Linked DNA regions of Homo sapiens: region 2 is linked to region 1. A link is a loop called in an ENCODE intact Hi-C map of the cell type or tissue named here. Cell type or tissue: heart right ventricle. All regions are shown on one strand. Each heading gives the region's core, and the rest is flanking DNA. Links, peaks and the distances in the headings are about the cores only. Region 1 overlaps PTCSC2 (papillary thyroid carcinoma susceptibility candidate 2). Region 2 overlaps PTCSC2 (papillary thyroid carcinoma susceptibility candidate 2).

Region 1 (9,666 bases), core at 2,574-7,573:
ACAGAGCAGGTAGGGATGGAGGGAGGTGGAAAACGAGTACCTCCAGAGGAATGGAGGGGAGGTTGGAAGGGGATGAGAGAAGAGGAACAGGATGAATTAGGGAGAAGGGCGCAAAGGGGCAGGAGTAGGAAGAAAGTGGGAGAAGCAGAAGCATTCAGTCCCCCCTTCTCCTTCTCCTCCAGTGCCTCAGTTGAGAAAGTGTCTCCAACCCCTTCAACCACTGATTGGGAAGGGTGGGATACAGGAAGGACAAATCCACTTCCCTGGAGGTCTCTCTTTTCCCAGCAACTAGAGACCAGTCAGCACTGTGGGTCGGACAGCACCCTGGCCACACCTTTAGCTGGCAGGGGCGTTGCCCTCTCTCCTTGGATCTTATTGGACAGTGCTGGGTCTGCTCCCTAACCCCCTTCCTCAACTCCTCTCCTTTAGGCCACTGTTCTCAGATAGCTTGGGACCTGACCTAAAGGACCAGATGGAGCATGGGGTGTCTCTCCTGGGCAGGGCCTGACACATGGCAGGATATCTTTCACCTACCAGCCCTGGGCAGATAACCAAGGCTTCCTAAAACATGGGAGAAAAGACCCTGCCTGCAAAGGCTCAGTGTGCTTGGAGAGATAAGACAGATGTGTATGAAATTCCTGTAGAAAAACAGGAGGCATTTGGATTTCACTCCCAGGCAGCACGCCTGGGAGACCTGTTCTTGGAGCCTCAGGGAACCCCAGCCCTGCCACTCACCAGCTGTGTGACCTTGGGACAATCTCCAGAATATGAGCCTCAGTTCTCGCATCTGTAAAACGCAGATTACACTGTCTGCCCTGACTGGCTGTTTGAACATATGTAGGATGGCAGATGTGAAAGCACTTTGTGAACCCTGGTGTACTCTGTCCGTGTGAGGGCTTATTCCTGGGTGCCAGTCTGGGTGGTCAGGATGCTGAACTGTGTTTCTTTATTGGGCTGTAGTGTTTATGAAGGGATAACATGAGAACCCTCCACGTGAGGATAGCCCTAGATCTTGTCTGAGTCACTGTTGAGCATTTTATCTCCTGCCTTGTTCAGTGTCCACTGTGTGAAGACATACTTGCTCAGTTATTCCTAGAATACAACATAAAGGAAAGATGTGTGTTTCTTGAAAAGCAAAACTGATTCCTTTTTATCAGAAAGTGAAAATTATATCATCCGCCCTGATTTTCGTTTTGCCTCAGCTGTCTGGAGGCTCAAGGTAAAACTTAAGTGCAATAATAACAATATAGGTGCTTATTATATAACTTGCTTATTGTATAATTTTCTTTCTCTCATTTTTACCTGATTTTATTTTTTCTACTGATGTTTCAGAGTCAGTTGATGCCAAGCTGATCCAAAGGCAAGAATCATGTTAACAAGCCTGTATTAGTCCGTTTTCACACTGCTAGTAACGATACTACCTGAGACTGGGTAATTTATAAACAAAAGAGGTTTAATTGACTCACAGTTCCACATGGCTAGGGAGGCCTCAAGAAACTTACAATCATGGCAGAAGTCAAAGGGGAAGCAAGGACCTTCTTCATATGGCAGCAGGAGAGAGAGACAGTGCAGAGGAAAGTGCCAGACACTTATCAAACAACCAGATCACGTGAGAACTCACTCACTGTCACGAGAATAGTAAGGGGGAAATCCGCCGCCACAATCCAGTCGTCTCCCATCAGATCCCGCCTTTGACATGTGGGGATTACAATTGGAGATGAGATTTGGGTGAGGACACAGAGCCAAACCATATCAAAGCCCCAAACAGACCATTCCAGCCATCAAGAGCAACTATGACAAACGGGGAGGTAAAGTACACTTTACCACTGGTATTAGTTTCCTGTGGATGCTGTAAAAAACTTTACCACAAACTTGGTGGCTTGAAACTACAGAAATGTATTCTCTCTTTTCTGGAGGACGGAAGTCCCAAATCAAGGTGCCAGCAGGGCTGTACTTCCTCCGGAGGCTCCAGCAGGAGAATCCATTCCTTGCCTCTTCCAGATTCTGGTTGCTGCCAGTATTCCGTTGCTTGCGGCTGCATCACTCCAATCTCTGCCTCTGTCTTCATATCACCTTCTCTTCTATGTGTCTTCTGTCTGTGTCAAACGTCCCTCTTTTAAAAAATACATGTGATTGATGCAGGTCCTACCCAGGTAATACAGGATAAGTTCCTTATCTCAAGATCTTTAACTGAATCACGTTGTTCACCATATAAAGTAATGTTCACAGGATCTGGGAATTAGGACATAGACATTTCTTGTCTATGTGAAGACATTTCATTCCTTCACATCATTTTAGAGCCCTACAGTCATAGAATCATCCACCTCTCTCATTTGTGATATAGCTTAAGTGATTAGGAACACAAGTTCCGATTTCTGACTCCTGGGTTCCCATCCTAGCTCTGTCATTTGCTGTGGGATTTTGGGGAAATTACTGAATATCGTAGAATCTCAGTTTTTGTTTTTTTTTTCATTTGAAAACTCAAGGATAGTATCTACCTTATAGGGTTGAAATAGGGATTAAACAAAATACTCTGTAAAAACACAAAATACAGGAGCTCTCAAGATTTGAAGGGCACTTACAGACTATATAATCCCATCTCTCTAACTTAGCACTGATGAGTCTCAATCTGATTTTAGGTCATCAGGGACAAATCATTTTTAATGGTTGGAAAATTATTTTTATTGTAGTAGGAACTACTAGCACATAAATCTCATTTTATTTCACAGATACAGCTTAGCAAAAATTTAATAAGCAAGTTGATATAAGAAAAACGTTGAATCAGTAATACTACAAGTTGTGAATCAGGTTCACTGTGTACTGGTTACCAACTTGTCTGAGTGGGATGAGATAGAACGCCCACACACAACAAGTTACATGAAGTGGGTTCACTGCTTACAGAGATGCAGCAAGGGACTGTAGAAGCGTAGGACGCATTTGAGGCCTGAGCCCTAAGGCTCCGGAAAGCTGTCCAGGGGAAAGGAATCTCGACTGTGTGTCTCCCACTTGTACGGCAGCGGAGGACCCTGGAAAGCAGCCTGTCCTGGGTTTTATACCCCGGAAAACAAGACTCGCTGGACTAAAGCGTTGAAAGACATTCTGTTCTGGGGAGGACTGGCACAGAGCCAGGCTGTTCCAGCCAGCCACTCCCTATCTCAGGATGTTGCCCTTCCAGCATATTCTACAGTTATTCTTGAGAACTACAAGGCAGAAAGGGGGTAGAACTGGATGAGTCCAAGGTCGCCTGGAGAAGTATCCCACACAGGTGGTACACAGACATGGCCAAATTAGAAATGCATGAAGTTCCAACACTCTGCAGTAGCCAAAGCACAAATCCAGCAGGATCCCAGACAGTGAAAGCCCATCATTCTTTTTTCTTTCCTGTGTGTGTGGTTTTGTTTTGTGTGTGTGTGTGTGTGTGTGTGTGTGTGTGAGACAGGGTCTCTCGTTCTGTCGCCCAGGCTGGAGTGCAGTGGTGCAATCACAGCTCATTGCAGCCTCAAACTTCCAGACTCAGACGATCCTCGTGCCTTAGCCTCCCTAATAGCTGGGACTAAAGAGGAGTAAGACACTGGGCCGCCTTCTTTCTTCTTCTCTTCTTCTTCTTCTTCTTCTTCTTCTTCCTTCTTCCTCTTCCTCTTCTTCCTCTTCTTCTTCTTTCTTCTTCTTTTCTTCCTTCTTCCTCTTCCTCTTCCTCTTCTTTTCTTCTTCCTCTTCCTCCTCTTCCTCTTCCTCTTCTTCCTTCTTCCCTCCTCCTCCTCCTCATCTTCTTCTCCTTCTCCTTCTTCTCCTTCTTCCTCTTCCTCTTCTTTTTTTTCATAGAGACAGGATTTCACCATGTTTTCCAGGCTGGTCTTGAACTCCTGGGCTCAAGCGAGCCTCCCCGCACCGGCCTTTGGGAGCCGACAAGGAATCCCTGTCTTCTAGTAGTCTTCAAAGCCAGATCCAGCTTGTCTAGGTTAAGGATTCGATGCCTCCAATGAGGCAGAGAAAATGAACATGCCCGTTCCCCCAAGGCCTTCAAGAGCCTCCAGGCTCACAGAGATTAACTTGTCCTCACCCGCCTGCCTGCCTTTTGTGCAGATCTCTGCATTGTCCTGAAGAAAGACTCCGGCACTCGGGCTGAAACTCCGTGTGCCGATGACCCTGGCCTTGTCCCGGGAGGCACTGGAAGGGATGGCGCCCGTCGCGCTCCTGAAGGCCCGGAGCCACCCGCTGTGAGCAGATAACCGGCAGCACTGGGCAGCGCGGAGGCGGCCCCACGAGGACTCAGCCCCGGGCTGGGAGTCAGGGATTCGCCCTGAAGCCTTGCAGGTGCCCCCGTCACCGGGCGTCGGATTCCCGCGGGACGCGGTTTTCCCCACGGCTGGGCCTCCCTTTGGGCGAGTCCCCAGCACAATGCGCGTCATCCCGCAGACCTGCCCGGCAGAGGCGGGCGGGCAGGAGCGCGCTTGGCTTCCTGTCTCGCTGAATGGCTTGAATGGGCGCTGGGCCCGTTCCTAATCCCCTAGCGGCTGACTGTCCCGGCAGGGGCGGAGGAGGGCGGGGGGGCTTGCAGCCCTGGCGTCTCCTCGCAGGCTGCAGGCAGTGGGGCCCGCCTGTTCTAGTTCCGCCTACCTTTCCAGGGTGAGACCGGCAAGGGGACTCTAGGCAGGCAGGCGCCCTCCTGGAACCTTCCGCCCTTCTCCCAGGACTATTCCTGTTCAGAGTTGCGTGTGCTAAGGTTACAAGCAGGGCGCTAGTGGTGGAGAAGAGCTTCAAGATCCAGCGCATCAGAACCGGAAACGCCCTTACTTATCATCCCCCTTCTCATTTTACCAGTGAGGAAACAAGTTCTAATGGTTCAGGAACTGCACACAATGAGTAAGTGAGAGACATAAAAGAGTCAAGGCTTCAGTCAGGTGGCCTTTCCAGTAGACCAGCTGTCTCCCAAACCTATTCCCTGCAGCATCCCCAAAGACTAGGAGATATTTAGTGCTCCTGACAAAAAAAGTTAAGCGAAGGCCCTCAGAAGTCCTGCAGTGTGTTAACGTGGACGATGTTAATGCAACCCTTTCCAAACTTACTTGGTAGCTCCTTCTTTTTTCACATGGCACCTTTTCTCAGAAGCAGAACTCTGAATCACACGATCTGGAAATTCTGCACTAGACCCTGCTGTAAATTTTCCAGAAGTGATTATGAAGAAGATGAGGATATTTCTGTTTAAAATTTGTTGAGTGTCATCCAGGTGGAAGGCTGTAAAATAAGAGGGATCCCTTTATAGATTCAGAGTCACCCGGTGCTTATTGGGCATCTGTTACTACCAGGTGTGTTCCATCTCAATTATCTCTGCTCAGCCTCCTAACAACCCTGTTGGATGATTAATAGAACCTCAACTTTACAATCGTGGAAACTGAGGCACATGGAACTGAGTAACTTGCTTAAGGTCACACAGCTAACAGCAAAAGTGGGTTTCAAGCCAAGTCTGAAATCCGGGGCCCTTGTTCTTCTGCCATGCCCCCTTGCTCCTCTTTCCATACAGTCTGTTAATGAGGCAAAAATGCTGAACTGGAAATAAAAGAAAAAACCCTGAGTTCATGCCCCATTCCACTCCTGTTGCACTGTGTGACCTTGGACAAGACCCTGTCCTCCCAGGTCTAAGGCATCCCCCCAACAATGGGAGGGTTAGAACAAGTTCCCAGTCCCTACATGACTTTCCTGCTCCAGCATCCCATGGCTCCACCACTCTGGTCCTCAGACCCAGTGGTCTAGAGGTTGTGCTATCAGGGACATAGATCATCCTGGGGAGTCGTCAGTTCAGGAACTGGGTGACATAAGGCTGGGCTCATGTCTGACAGACACCAGGACAGACCAGACCAGTAGCCTGTCTGAGAAGGCAGAGCATATGCCAGCTCACTTCTAGCACCTTGTCAGAGCCATGGGAAACTGTCACCCAGGGGCTCAGGGATGGAGTCAAGCCCTGTATGGTTCTGGTTCTTGGTAGCATGACTTGTGACACCCTCACAGGTGTTCCCCTCCTTCATGAGTGGTGAAGAAACTTGCAAGACTGGTGAGGGTGGGGCCAGGAAAGGAGCAGGCAAGTGGTGAGAGGGCATGGAGGTATAGACCTAACTTGGACTTACTTCATATAAACAATATTTGCCATTATGTAGCCAGCTGGTTCACCCACTCTGCCATTTTTTTTTTTAGAAGGTGGTAGTCTTAGTTTGGGTTATTCCAGAAGCAGACTCTAAGACAAAGATTCAAATGCAAGTAGTTTGTTTGGGAGGGGATGCTGCTAGGGAGCATGGAAGTAAAGCAGGAGAGGGGAAGAACAATCATGGTGTGTTAGCAAGCAAGCCTCCCCTGTAGGCAACTGGAGCTGGGTCCTGCTGGGGGCTCTGGGAGCCAGTGCGGCCCATATGCACAGCCCCTGAGTTCCCAGGGGCAAGGCAGCTGGAGGGTGTGTCCGCCAACTCCTGTCAGCCACTGGCTGAGGACTGCTCCCAAGGAGGGGCTGTTAATTCCCCCAGCACATCTGGCCTGTGCCAGAAATGACCAGCAGGAGATACCCCAGGTGGCATATCAGGTGCTGAGGGCCTGTGGATGAGGCAACAAAGTGGCTGCCTCAGATGTTTAGGGAGCCAGAAGCTGGAACACCAGGGAAGGGGTCTAAACTCCACAAATCACTAGGCAAGTAAGGTTCACTGAGTGCTTGCCTTCTTTAAGCTGCAGAGGAATTTTGATGGAACTTTTTCATCTGTTGAATGGGAGTGGAATGCTGTCCTGCCTATCACAAACAGGACCAAATCATGAGTTATTAAAAGGCAACGATGAGTATGTGCTTACCTCTCTCAAATCCATTCCTCCCATCTGCCTGCCCCGATACCACATACCAGTTCTCATTCACTTCAGCTAGGACTGTGCTCACTGAGGTCATCTACATAACCTCCTGCCCATCCTGGTCAAGGAGCCATCTCCCTTAGAGCAGGAAAGGACTTTAGTCTAGAAATTATTTTTAGGTTCAAGGGGAAGTAGAATGATATATCAGAAATAATATGAACCTGGATTTAAATCTCAGTTTATTCATTCATTCACCCAACATTCTTATTTAGTTATTTATTTATTTAAGACAGGATCTTGCTCTGTTGTCCAGGCTGGAATGCAGTGGTGCGATCATGGCTCATTGCAGCCTCAAACTCTTGGGCTCAAGCCATCCTCTCACCTCAGCCTCCTGAGTAGCTAGAACTACAGTCATGTGCCACCACACATAGTTAATTTTTTTTTTCTTTTGTAGAGAAAGAGTTTCACTATGTTGCCCAGTTGCCCAGGCTGATCTTGAACTCCTGGCCTCAAGGGATCATCCTGCCTCAGCGTCCCAATTAGCTGGAATTACAGGCACAAGGCACCACACCTGACTCACTCAATATTTACTGAGGACCTACCATAAGATAGGAGCTGAGGGTGCTTTTTTAAAAAAATGTTTATTTTAGGTTGAGGGGTACATGTGTAGGTTTATTTTATAGGTAAACTCCTGTCATGGGGGTTTGTTGAACAGATTATTTCGTCAGAGGGCGCTTGATGAAGACATAGTTCCAAAGGAGCAATGTGTCCCTGGGTAGGCAGGCACTTTGCCTTTGCTTGGCTTCAGTCTCTCCGTCTGTGAAGTGGGCCAGGTGGTTCCTGAGGTCCCTTCTAACACTATGACTGTTTGTTGTTGTTTTTTTTTTTTCTAATTACCGTGCTCCCAGGCTCATTGAGATCTGCAGGGGGTCGACAGAGGAAATGAGGCCAGGGTCTTACTGAGGCGGGGGCTATGGGTTGGTGAAGGGAAAGCTCCACGCGGAGCCCTCCAGTGAGACTGCCACAGTTCCTGGGCTTCCTCTGCTGGGAACGCTGCCTAAGCTCTGCAAACAGCAGCTGAGGATGGTGGATTTGGTCAGCATTAAGCTGTATTAAGTCGAGCTGTTTCTACAAAGACTACATTTTGGGATAAACATGGTACCAAAGCCACACTAAGACAATATAGCTCTTGGAAGAAGGGGCTTCATGCCACCCTCAGCACCTAGTGCAGAGAACTGTTCTCCTAACGCACCCACATACAGACTTCCTGAGGAGAAATTCCTGCAGCATCCCCACCCTCTGTTCCTGCCGGGAACAAGTCCCTTAGCCCAGGGAGAGGCATATGACCCAAGCTGAGCCAATCAGAGGAGCCATCCTCCTGGCTACTGTGATTGGTCCAGTGTGGTCATGTGACATAGCCTGGCAAATTAGAGTCCTTTTCCCGGGATGTTTTTTAGCTGGTGGGAAAGAATCCTCTCCTGATAGGTCATGGAATGGTGAACTGAGAGGTTTTGGAAGTCATGTCCTCACCCCATAGGAAACCTCTGTGGCAGGGCAGAAGGAAGCCAACAGTTAGAGATGAGAAGCTGAGAAGAGAGAGTCTTGCTGATGTCTAAGTCCCTGTCCCCGACTGCCCTAAGGCCAACCCCACCCCTGCCCTTCTTGGTTATTTAAAACAACAAAATGACTACTTTACTTAAGCTAGTGTGAGTTTGATTTCCGTCACTCAAACCAAGAGAGTCCTAAATGAGACCAGCATCTTCCATTTATTAAGCTCACTTATGTGCTGGGAGCTTTTCACTGTATCACTTTATGTAATCTTGCACACAGTCACATGAACCATATGGCCATTTTATAGACAAGGAAGCTGAGACACAGAGGGCTGAGGGATGTACCTAGGGCCACCCAGCTGTTAGTAAGTGGCCAAAGAGGGATTCAAACCCAGGTCTGCCTAACACCAAACCCATGTCCCTAACTCTTGCCACAGTGCTATTCACACTATGCCCTGAAGCTTCTCCAGTTCTCACTCTCTGGGATGGGCAGCTTCAGAACAGACTCAGCTTCCATGACTTGACCTTTTGTGTACTGGCTTCTTGTACCGCGTATGAACTGCACATAAAATTACTCCCATAAATAATTTTTCAATACAAGATCTTATGATGGTTCTTAGCAGCTTAGCGGGTTAGAGTCAAAGTCTCCATGCTGGATCTGTCCTCACACCTTCACCCAACTAAGTAAATACTTTTTATTGACATCCCCTTTGGAAAGTGAGACTTTTCTGATCTGATCAAATCCTGGCCTTAAGAACGACAACCAATATTGTAATCTTCAAAGGCTCAGACAGGTGAAATGACTTGCCTAGGGTCACTCAGCTTGCCAGGGTCAGAACAGAAATTGGAACCCAATTATTCATTTTGTCTAGTCCTAACAAATTTCTGAGTCCTTATAGTCCTCAGGGTTCCAAACCTTCTGTCGCAAGACCTCTGCATCCAGGCACAGATGACGGTGGTGGTGACGCCAGCACTGGTAGAGAGAGGTGCAGAGAGCCCCACCTTTTTGCTTGGAATTGGTGAGAGCTTGTGCTTACCTCATTAAAACTTCTTGTGGGAGCTCCTGTGGAAAATGCTGTGGTCAGGAAGTTAGGGTAGAGTACCTGCCCTTCCCTCTAACAATAGAGCATTCCTCCAAAACCAGTGTAGGCTGGAGGAGGCCATGGGCTAGCTCAGGTCTAGCCTTGGCACTGGCAATCACTGATTCACATTGAATATGTACATCACCATCATCATCACCACCACCTACTCTTCTTCCAAGAAGACAAATAATAACCACCACTTATATCAAGCA
Region 2 (9,666 bases), core at 3,045-8,044, 75 kb before region 1:
CAGTCTGGCTTAGATTCTATGTCTTCTTGTCCTTTGGTTAAAAAAAAATACTGTAGTTAGTAAGCTCCTGGACTTCACAGTCTGTTATTAAGAGCTGCCATTTAGTAGAGCTTCCTATGTCACAGAGTGTGCTAAGAGCCTCATATCTGATATCTAATTAAATCCTCCTGATACATATTATCACCTCCTTTTGTTGGTAAGGAAATGAAAGTCCAGAGAGATTAATTTATCATGGTTACCCAGGAAATGAGCAGTGAGGCTGGGGTTCGAACCCAGGTTGGATCTTTTCACACTCCATTTCTTATCTCCCTAATTGACAAAGTGGTTTCACTTCTATCATCTCAATGGCTCTTCAAAGCCCCCCTTCAGGGAAGGACAGCAGGGATCCTAATCCCACCTTATGAGTGTGGAAGGTGAGAAAGTCATTAGCAAATTTAGAACTTGAAACCAGTCCAGCAGATCCCTCACTCAGCCCTTGCTAGGTATGTGATTGTGGACAATTTACTTTCCTTCTCCAAGTCTCAGGGTCCTCATCTGAAAAATGGGAATCACTGAAGAACCCATCTGCAGGGTTGCTGGGAGGATGAAATGAGACAGTGGGGGTAAAGCAACTAGCAAGACCTGAGTTCTCTGCAGGAAGCCTGAACCTTTCAGGCAAAGCGAGGGAAGACAGAACCCTGAGACATGAGTGGGTAGAATGAGCTGAATCCTCAGGAGTAGCAAGGATGGATGGCTGAACTGTGCAGGCTTTATGGTGACCTCCCGCAGAGACCCACATGATGTTATCTGTGAGGGTTCAGAACTGCTAAGGGAATAAACAAGTCTAAGCTGCTGGGATGAAGCCAGTGAGGGCAGAAGTCCTCTGCCAGCCCCCTCTTCTCTGACCTTCTCTTTCTGCATGCCTTTCGCCTCACATTTCCCTCACCAGCTTCTCAAAGGCTCCTGTCTCTTCCTCCCACCTTCCAAGTCCCACCTACACACACACACACAAACACATACACACATACACACTCTCCTGGGACTCATACACTCTGTCCCAAGCACCAGCCATCACTTATCCCAACAGGTAGCCTTAGCAGTCTCCTATGCAGCTCTTCAGGGTCACTCACCCATTCACTCACTCATTCATTCATTCACCAAGCATTTCCCAAGATTTTGCCTGCCCTGTGCTGGTCCCACTGAGCTGAACAAGTCATGCCCCTCTGTCTGGTAAAGGAGCTTTCTTATCAGATCAGCAAGCTCTCAGTGATGCCTTTCAGCTACCTACCCTAACTACAGATATTTTTCTTTTTTCTTTTTCATTTTCTTTTTTTTTTTTTTTTTTTTTTCTGAGACAGAGTCTTGCTCTGTCGCCAGGCTGGAGTGCAGTGGTGCGATCTCGGCTCACTGCAACCTCCACCTCCCAAGTTCAAGCGATTCTCCTGCCTTATCCTCCTGAGTAGCTGGGACTACAGACGCATGCCACCACACCCAGCTAATTTTTGTATTTTTAGTAGAGACGGGGTTTCCCTGTTGGACAGGATGGTCTTGATCTCTTGACCTCATGATCCACCTGCCTTGACCTCCCAAAGTGCTGGGATTACAGGCATGAGCCACTGCGCCCAGCCTCCAGATATTTTTCTACCCTGTTGTCCTTAGGAACTCTTACCATTGGCATCCTATTTCTTATTTTTAAAAATATTAAAATATTACTATTCAAATAATGTTGAATTATATTATTAATGTTGTAACCCTTACCCAACCACCTGAACTTTCAGCTTTCATTTCTCCATGAATATCACTATGCTTATAGAGTTGATTTTGCTGGAAGGCAGTGTAACAAAGTGTTTAAAAGCTTGAACTTCGGGGTCAGCATGGATCACCTGGGCTTGAGTAATGTCTGTATGTTTTACTATCTGTGAGATCTTGAGAAAAGTCCTTTAACTTAACCAAATAAGTGAAAGATCTCATCAACAAAAACTATAAAACATGGATGAAAGAGATTGAAGAGGATACAAAAAATGGAAAGATATTCCATGTTCATGGATTGGAAGAATCAATATTGTTAAAATGTTCATAGTACCTAAAGCGATCTACATATTCAGTGCAATCCCTATCAAGATACCAAGGACACTCTTCACAGAAATAGAAAAATCAATCCTAAAACATATATGGATTTTATTTTATTTGTTGTGATTGTAAATGGGATTACTTTTTTATTTCTTTTCCAGAATGTTCACTCTTGGCATATAGAAATGCTACTGATTTTTGTGTGTTGATTTTGTATCCTGCAACTTCACTGAATTTGTTTATTAGTTCTAATACTTTTTTGGCAGAGTCTTTGGGTTTTTTAAAATATAAGATCATAGCACCTGTAAACAAAGATAATTTGACTTGTTCCTTTCCAATTTGGATGCCCATTATTTCTTTCTCTTGTCTAATTGCTGTAGCCAGAACTTCCCTAACCACATTTTTAAGGCCTCACAAATGCACACCTCTTTTTATGTGATATGTTAATAACCTCTTACAAAATTGAGCATCCAACTGTTATATAATCCAGTCATCAGGATGAGAAACAACACGGACACAAAAACAATATAATCAACCACTTTCAACATAGGTTAGAATCCTACAATCTGGGACTTATTTTTCAAATCCTCTACCCCAAGCAACAGTCATCAGAGGGTCTGGGGAAGAGAATGGAGCTGCAGCCTGTGAACCCAATCCTACATTAGGGAGAGGAGTCACATGGGTTGGAAATTTGAATTATGTCCACTACACTTATTCCGGTGGCCATTCTAATGCTCCATGTCCACTCTACCTCCCCAGCATCATCTTGATTTTGTCTCTCCTCTCCATTCCTTCTGTCAGTTACAAGACTATTGCAATCATCTCCTTACTGGTCTCCTTCTCCCAGTCTCTGCCCTCTCCAGTCTACCTCCCATACTAGCTTCCAGAGGGACCTTCTTTGAGCATAGTCTTGATAATGACACCTCCCTTCTCAAAAACGTACAATGACTTCTCATTGCCTACATAACAAAATTCAAACTGTAAGCCTGCCACTCAAAGCTGTCCATGATCTGGATTCTTTACCTCTCTCCAGACTTACTTCCCTCTTCCCCTTTCACACATCCTTTACTCCAACCAAATAGAGCTACCTGCTCTTCCCCAACTGTAGCCCCCTTGCTTTGCTTTTACTGTTCCTTCTGCCTGGAATGCCCTTCACAGAGCATCTCTGCAGACTGGCTCTTTCACTCTTCATCAGATGCCATCCCTCCATAAAGCCTTCTCTTTTTCCCAACTGGAAGTGATCTTTATTGCTTTGTGTAGTAGTCTTTGACTTACTCACCGACAAGGCCAGGAATGCTGCACTACACATCCCTGGGAATGGGGATGAGGGCATTCAGTTTGTAGTCTATGAGACTGGTTTTCCTTGGAGTTGTGCAGTAAGCACCACCTGTGCGGCCCTACATGATCACTCTGGGCAGGGCCACTTTAGCCACTGGAGACCAGAGTTACAGTCTTGGGAGTTTTCAAGAGCTTGCCCAAAATATATTGATTCCCAAACATAAAAAGAAAACTGTAAAATTGAAAATAATTCTAAATTTAAAAAAATTACTGAAATCTCCTATCTTTTACAGAAAAAACATTTAACTTTAACTGGTGGGATAAGGCTTACAAAAGAAAGAGTGATTAAGGCCCATGGTGACAATAATAATGATCATAGGTGACATTTATTGGGTGCTTACATGCTCTAAGCACTGTTCTAAGCGCTTTACATATTTTAAATTAATTTAACGTTTATAACACCTCTGTGAAGTTATGCTGCTAATATCCCTTTTTCACAGGTGAAGAAACTTAGATGTAGCTCAAGAATGTCTTAAAATGGCTCTGTTTGCCTGCATCATCCTTTAAGTCCTGGAAGCAGAGGCCATGAGTGATTAAATGCTATGTCCAGCTCAGGGCTTGGCATTGAGTAGGTGCTCAGGGCTATAAGATTAAGGAATAAATAAATAGTTGAGTTGATGCCCCTCCACAACATTTTAGATGTACTTCATTTATGGGATGCATTCCCTCCCTTATTAGGTTAGAGGATTTTTGTTCTTATATTCATCATCAGGCTCTTGTGAATTCAGTCACTTCTGTTGTAAGAAACAAGTTTGGGTTACTACTTTGCTAATGGACTATTGTGAGGATTCACAGAAGAAGATGCTTTTAACCTAGATATCCCATGCAAAGAGTGAGCTAAAGGGAGCTGAGATAGCTATTAATATATTATTGTCAAAACAGATTTTAAGTAAAGGGTTACAGGAGACAAAGAAGGACATCATATACTGATAAAATAGTCAATCCACTAATAAATATTAAATTTTATAATAATTATAAACATATACATATCTAAAAATAGAGTCCCAAAATATATGAAGCAAAAATTGACAAACTTGAAGAAAGAGACAGCTCTGCAGTCATAGTTGGAGACTTTAATATCTCTACTTTGAATAATGGATAGAACAACCAGATAGAAAATCAATAAGGAAATGGAAGACTTGAACAACACTATAAACCAATTAGACATAACGAACACATAAAACACTCCACTCAGCAATAGCAGAATATCCAGTCTTCTGAAGTACACATGGAACATTCTCCATGATAGGCCATATACTATGCCACAAAACAAGTCTTAATAAATTTTAAAAGATTAAAATCATAAACAGTATATTTTTCAACCATAATGGAATAAAATATGAAATTGATAACAGAAAGAAACTGAAAAACTCAAAAATATGTGGAAATTAAATAACATACTCTTAACCAATAGGTTAAAGAAGAAATCACAAGAGGAAATAAGAAAATACATTAAAACAAGTCAAAATGAAAAACACAACATAGCAAAACTTATGAGATACAGCAAAAGCAGTGTTCAGAAGGAAATTTATAACTGTAAGTATTTACATCAAAAAAGAAGAAAGATCTCAAATCAACAATCTAACAGTACATATTAAGGAACTAAAAAAAGAAGAGCAAATGAACACAAAGCTGGCAGAAGGAAGAAAATAACAAAAGATTAGAGAAGAGATAAGCAGAATAGAGAATAGAAAAATAGAGAAAAATCAATGAAACCAAAAGCTGGTTCTTTGAAAAGATCAACAAAATTGACAAACCTTTAGTTAGACTAAGAAACAGGAGGCCAGGCACGGTGGCTCAAGCCTGTAATCCCAGCACTTTGGGAGGCTGAGGTGGACAGATCGTGAGGTCAGGAGATCGAAACCATCCTGGCTAACACAGTGAAACCTCATGTCTACTAAAAATACAAAAAATTAGCTGGGCATTGTGGCATGCACTTCTAGTCCCAGCTATTCAGAAGGCTGAGGCAGGAGAATAGCTTGAACCCGGGAAGTGGAGGTTGCAGTGAGCCAAGATCACAGCACTGCACTCCGGCCTGGGCAACAGAGTGAGACTCCATCTCAAAAAAAAAAAAAAAAAAAGAAAGAAAGAAAAGAAAGAAAGAAAGAAAAAGAAAAGAAACAGTCCAGCCTGGGCAACAGAGTGAGACTCCGTCTCAAAAAAAAAAAAAAAAAAAGAAAGAAAGAAAAAGAAAAGAAACAGGAGACCCAAATTACTAAAATCACAAATGAAAGAAGGGCCATTACTACTGACTATAGAAATAAAAAGGATTATAAGAGAATGCTATGAAAAACTGTACAACAACAGACTGGATAACCTAGGTGAAATGGACAAATTTCTAAAAACACACAAACTTCCAGAACCGACACAAAACCTGCCAAGACTGAATTACAAACATATAGAAAACTCAAATAGACCTGTAAGAAGTAACAAAATTAAATCAGTAATCAAAAGCCTCTCAACAAAGAAAAATCCAGGACCAGAAGCTTTTATTGCTTTCACCACTTCTATTTAACATGGTACTGGATGTCCTAGCCAGGGGTAGTAGAAAAGAAATGGAAATAAAAGGCATCCAGATTGGAAACAAAAAAGCAAAACTATATTTTAAGATGACATAATTTTATATATGGAAAACCCTAAAGAATCCACCCACTTACACAAAAATGTGAGAGTTAGTAATGAATTTAGCAAAGTTGTAGGATACAAAATCTATGTACAAAAATCAGTTGTCTTTCTGTATACTAGCAATAAAAAATCCAAAGCAGAAATTAAGAAAACAATTCCATTTACAATAGCATCAAAAATAATAAAATATGCAGGAATAAATTTAACCAAGGAGGTGCAAGATGTACATTGAAAGCTACAAAACATTGCTGAAAGAAGTTAAAGAAAACCTAAATAAGTAAAAAGACATTCCTGTGTTTATGCGTTGTCAGACTTAATATTGATAAGATGTCAAGATTACCCAGTCATCTACAGACTCAATGCAATTCCCATAAAAAAATCCAATGGTTTCTTTTGCAGAAATGGAAAAACTCACCCTAAAATTTATGTGGAATTTCAAGGGATCCAGAATCGCCAAAACAATCTTAACAAAGAATGAAGTTGGAGGACTCTTTCATTCCAATTTCAAAACTTACCACAAAGCTACAGTAATCAAAACATGTGGTACTGGCATGCAGACCAGGGGAACAGGCTAATAGGCATATTAGACCAATGGAATAGAGTTAAGCATCCACAAATAAACCCTCACATCTATGGTCAGCTGATTTTTGAAAAGGGTGCCAAGGCCATTCAATGGGGAAAAACAGTCTCTTCAACAAATGGTGCTGGAAAAACTGGATATTCACATATAAAAGAATGAAGTTGGACCCTTACCTTATGTCATACACAAAAATTAATTCAAAATTGATTAAAGATCTAAATGTAAGAGCTAAAATTATAAAAACCTTGGAAAAAAATCATAGGGGCAAATCTTCATGACCTTGATTTGGTAATGGTTTCTTTTCTTTTGTTTTCTTTTCCTGAGACAGGTCTTACTCTGTGGCCTAGGCTAAAGTTCAGTGGTGCGATCACGGTTCACTGCAGCCTCAATCTCTTGGGCTCAAGTGATCCTCCCAACTCAGCCTGTCGAGTAACTGGGACTACAGGTGGACGCCACCACACCTGGCCAACTTTTGTATTTTTTGTAGCAACAGGGTTTTGCCATGTTGCCCAGGCTGGTCTTGAATTCCTGGGTTCAAGCGATCCACCCAACTCGGCCTCCCAAAGTGCTGGGATTACAGGTGTGAACCCACTGCACCCGGCCTGGCAATGGTTTCTTAACATCATTTTTTGACATTAAAAGCATAGGCAACAACAGCAAAAATAGATACATTGTACCTTCTCAAAACCAAAAACTTTCTTGAATCAAATGAAACTACCAAGTGAGTAAAAAGACAATCCATGGAAAGGGAGAAAATATTTTCATATCACACATTTGATAAAGTTTAATATCCAGAATATACAAAGAATTCTTACAACTGAAGAACAAAGAAACACCCAAACTACCCAATTAAAAATGGACAAAAGACTACAACAGACATTACTCCAAAGAAGTTATATAGGTGGCCAATCAGCATGTGAAAAGAAGCTCAACCTTATTGGTCATTATGGATATGCAAATAAAAACCACAATGAGATATCATTTCACATCTACTAGAAAAGGTAAAATTAAAAATGTGAAAAATAACAAGTGTTGGAGATGATGTAGAAAAACTGGAAACCTCATACACTGCTCTTGGGAATGTAAAATGGTGCAGCTACTGTTGAAACACTTTGGCAGTTCCTTAAAAAGTTAACTATAGAGTTACCATATGACCCAACAATTTCACTCCTAGGTATATACCCAAAGTAACTGAAAACAAGTGTTGAAAGAAACACTTGTACAAGAATGTTCACAGCAGCACTATTCAAAAATAGCTAAAAGGTGAAAACAATCCGTGTTCAGCAACAGAGGAATAAACAAAATGTGGTATGTATGTGTGTGTATATATATATATATATATATGTGTATATGTGTATATATGTATACACATATATATGTGTATATATATGTATATATGTGTATATATATGTGTATATATATACACATATATATGTCTCCTATATATATGTGTGTACATATATTCCTATATATGTGTGTATATATTTCTATATACATCTGTATGTATATAGGAATATTATTCAGCCATAAAGAAGGAATGCAGTGCTGATATATGCAACAAAATGTATGAACCTTGAAAACATTATGCTAAGTGAAAAAAGCCAGACACAAAGGGACAAACATTGTATTATTCCACATATATAAAATATCTAGAATAGGCAAATTTATACAGACAGAAAGTAGATTAGAGCTTACTAGGGACTGGGGACCAAGGGAATGGGAAGTTATTGTTTAGTGACTACACAGTTTTTGTTTGGAGTGACCAAAAAAATTTGGGACTAGATGGTGGTAACAGTTGTACAACACTGTAAATGTAATTAATGCCACTGAATTGCATACTTAAACGTGGTTAAAATGGCAGATTTTCTGTTACACATGTATTTTACCACAATCAAAAGAAGAAAAAACTTGTATGTCTCTGCCTGCCCCTCCCAAGGTTACTATAGCACCTGACACAAAATAGAAACACAGTAGGTGTTTGAACTGAGTTAGGCCCGAGGCTGGGAGCCCAAGAGCCTATGCAGAAAATGTTTAATGCTTCTGTTTTCTACAGAAATATTTATAGATTGACCATACAAAAGATAGTCAACCTTTTTCCTTCCTAGAGCTACCAGTGAATCTGGTGCCAAGGCAAGAGAGGAAAAGTCGATTTCTTATCTTTCTGAGACTGGCGGTGGCCCTTGCCAATTCAAGGTAAGTACATTTTTCCACAGAGCTGTTTTCCTCTCAAGGAGCTCTAGTTGTATTTGGAGAGTTCTTCTCCAACTAGTTCAGGCAATACAGCTACTCAGGGTTGAAGAAGGAGAGCTAATCTCAGAAGGATGAGTCACTGTGGTTTTCAGAGCCAGGATGAAGGGGGAATAAGGGCAAATTCAAAACAAGTGGAGGGGATGCTGCAGCACATGTGAGATGGAGGGCATGACAGTTCACTCCATACAGTCGTAGGTATGAAAACAAATTGCTATGTTCATACCATCGGCAGCAGACATGACAATCAGCGCCTTTGTCCGTAGCAGCTTGGAGTTGAGTGGGGTTTTTGCAGATAGTTGCCCTCATTTTGGAAGGGCATCTGGTCTCCATGTGAAATTCCTCAGCCCCTTATTAAGCACCTACTATCTGCCAGGCACTGGCAGGATGCCAGGAATACAAAATGAATGAGGTAAGGAATGAAGTACTGTACATGCCACAACATGGATAAAACTAAAAAAAAAATTATGCTAAGTGTAAGAAGCCGGACACAAAAGACCACATATTATATGATTCTGTTGATACATAATGTCAGAAAAAGCCAATCTATAGAAGCAACTGATAGTGGTTTGCCTGGGGCTGGCAATGGAAATAAGGATTGATTGCAAATGGGCATGAGGAATCTTTGTGGGATGATGGAAAGACTTCTGAAACTAGACTATGGTGATGGTTACACAATTCCGTGAATTTACTAAAAGTCATAGCATTGTACACTTAAATGGGTGAATTTCATGGTGTGTAAGTTATACTTCAATAAAGCTTTACAAAAATTGTGAGGTTGGCCAGGCACGGTGGCTCACTTCTGTAATCCCAGCACTTTGGGAGGC

The links. Peaks named below come from ENCODE experiments on the same cell type or tissue, not always from the same donor. Only the 100,000 strongest peaks of a DNase experiment are listed, where the experiment ranks them.
Region 2: it touches region 1 in a loop (1.9-fold over the local background); 2 of 110 quality-filtered maps call a loop at or near these places.

What each region holds. Positions count from the first base shown.
Region 1 is chr9:97,736,180-97,745,845 of GRCh38, reverse strand. The region is part of intron 5 of PTCSC2 (papillary thyroid carcinoma susceptibility candidate 2); the gene reads left to right. Among named protein-coding and RNA genes, the nearest start is that of XPA, 44 kb to the right of the region's middle. RefSeq lists an enhancer at 4,254-4,363. In heart right ventricle, for the core only: a CTCF peak has its summit at 4,516; a DNase peak (open chromatin) is centred at 4,405; H3K4me3 peaks cover 1,144 bases; H3K27ac peaks cover 448 bases; H3K27me3 peaks cover 2,699 bases.
Region 2 is chr9:97,811,250-97,820,915 of GRCh38, reverse strand. All of the region lies in intron 1 of PTCSC2 (papillary thyroid carcinoma susceptibility candidate 2), which reads left to right. Among named protein-coding and RNA genes, the nearest start is that of PTCSC2, 37 kb to the left of the region's middle. In heart right ventricle, for the core only: no CTCF peak of the experiment used is centred there; no DNase peak of the experiment used is centred there; H3K27me3 peaks cover 1,614 bases.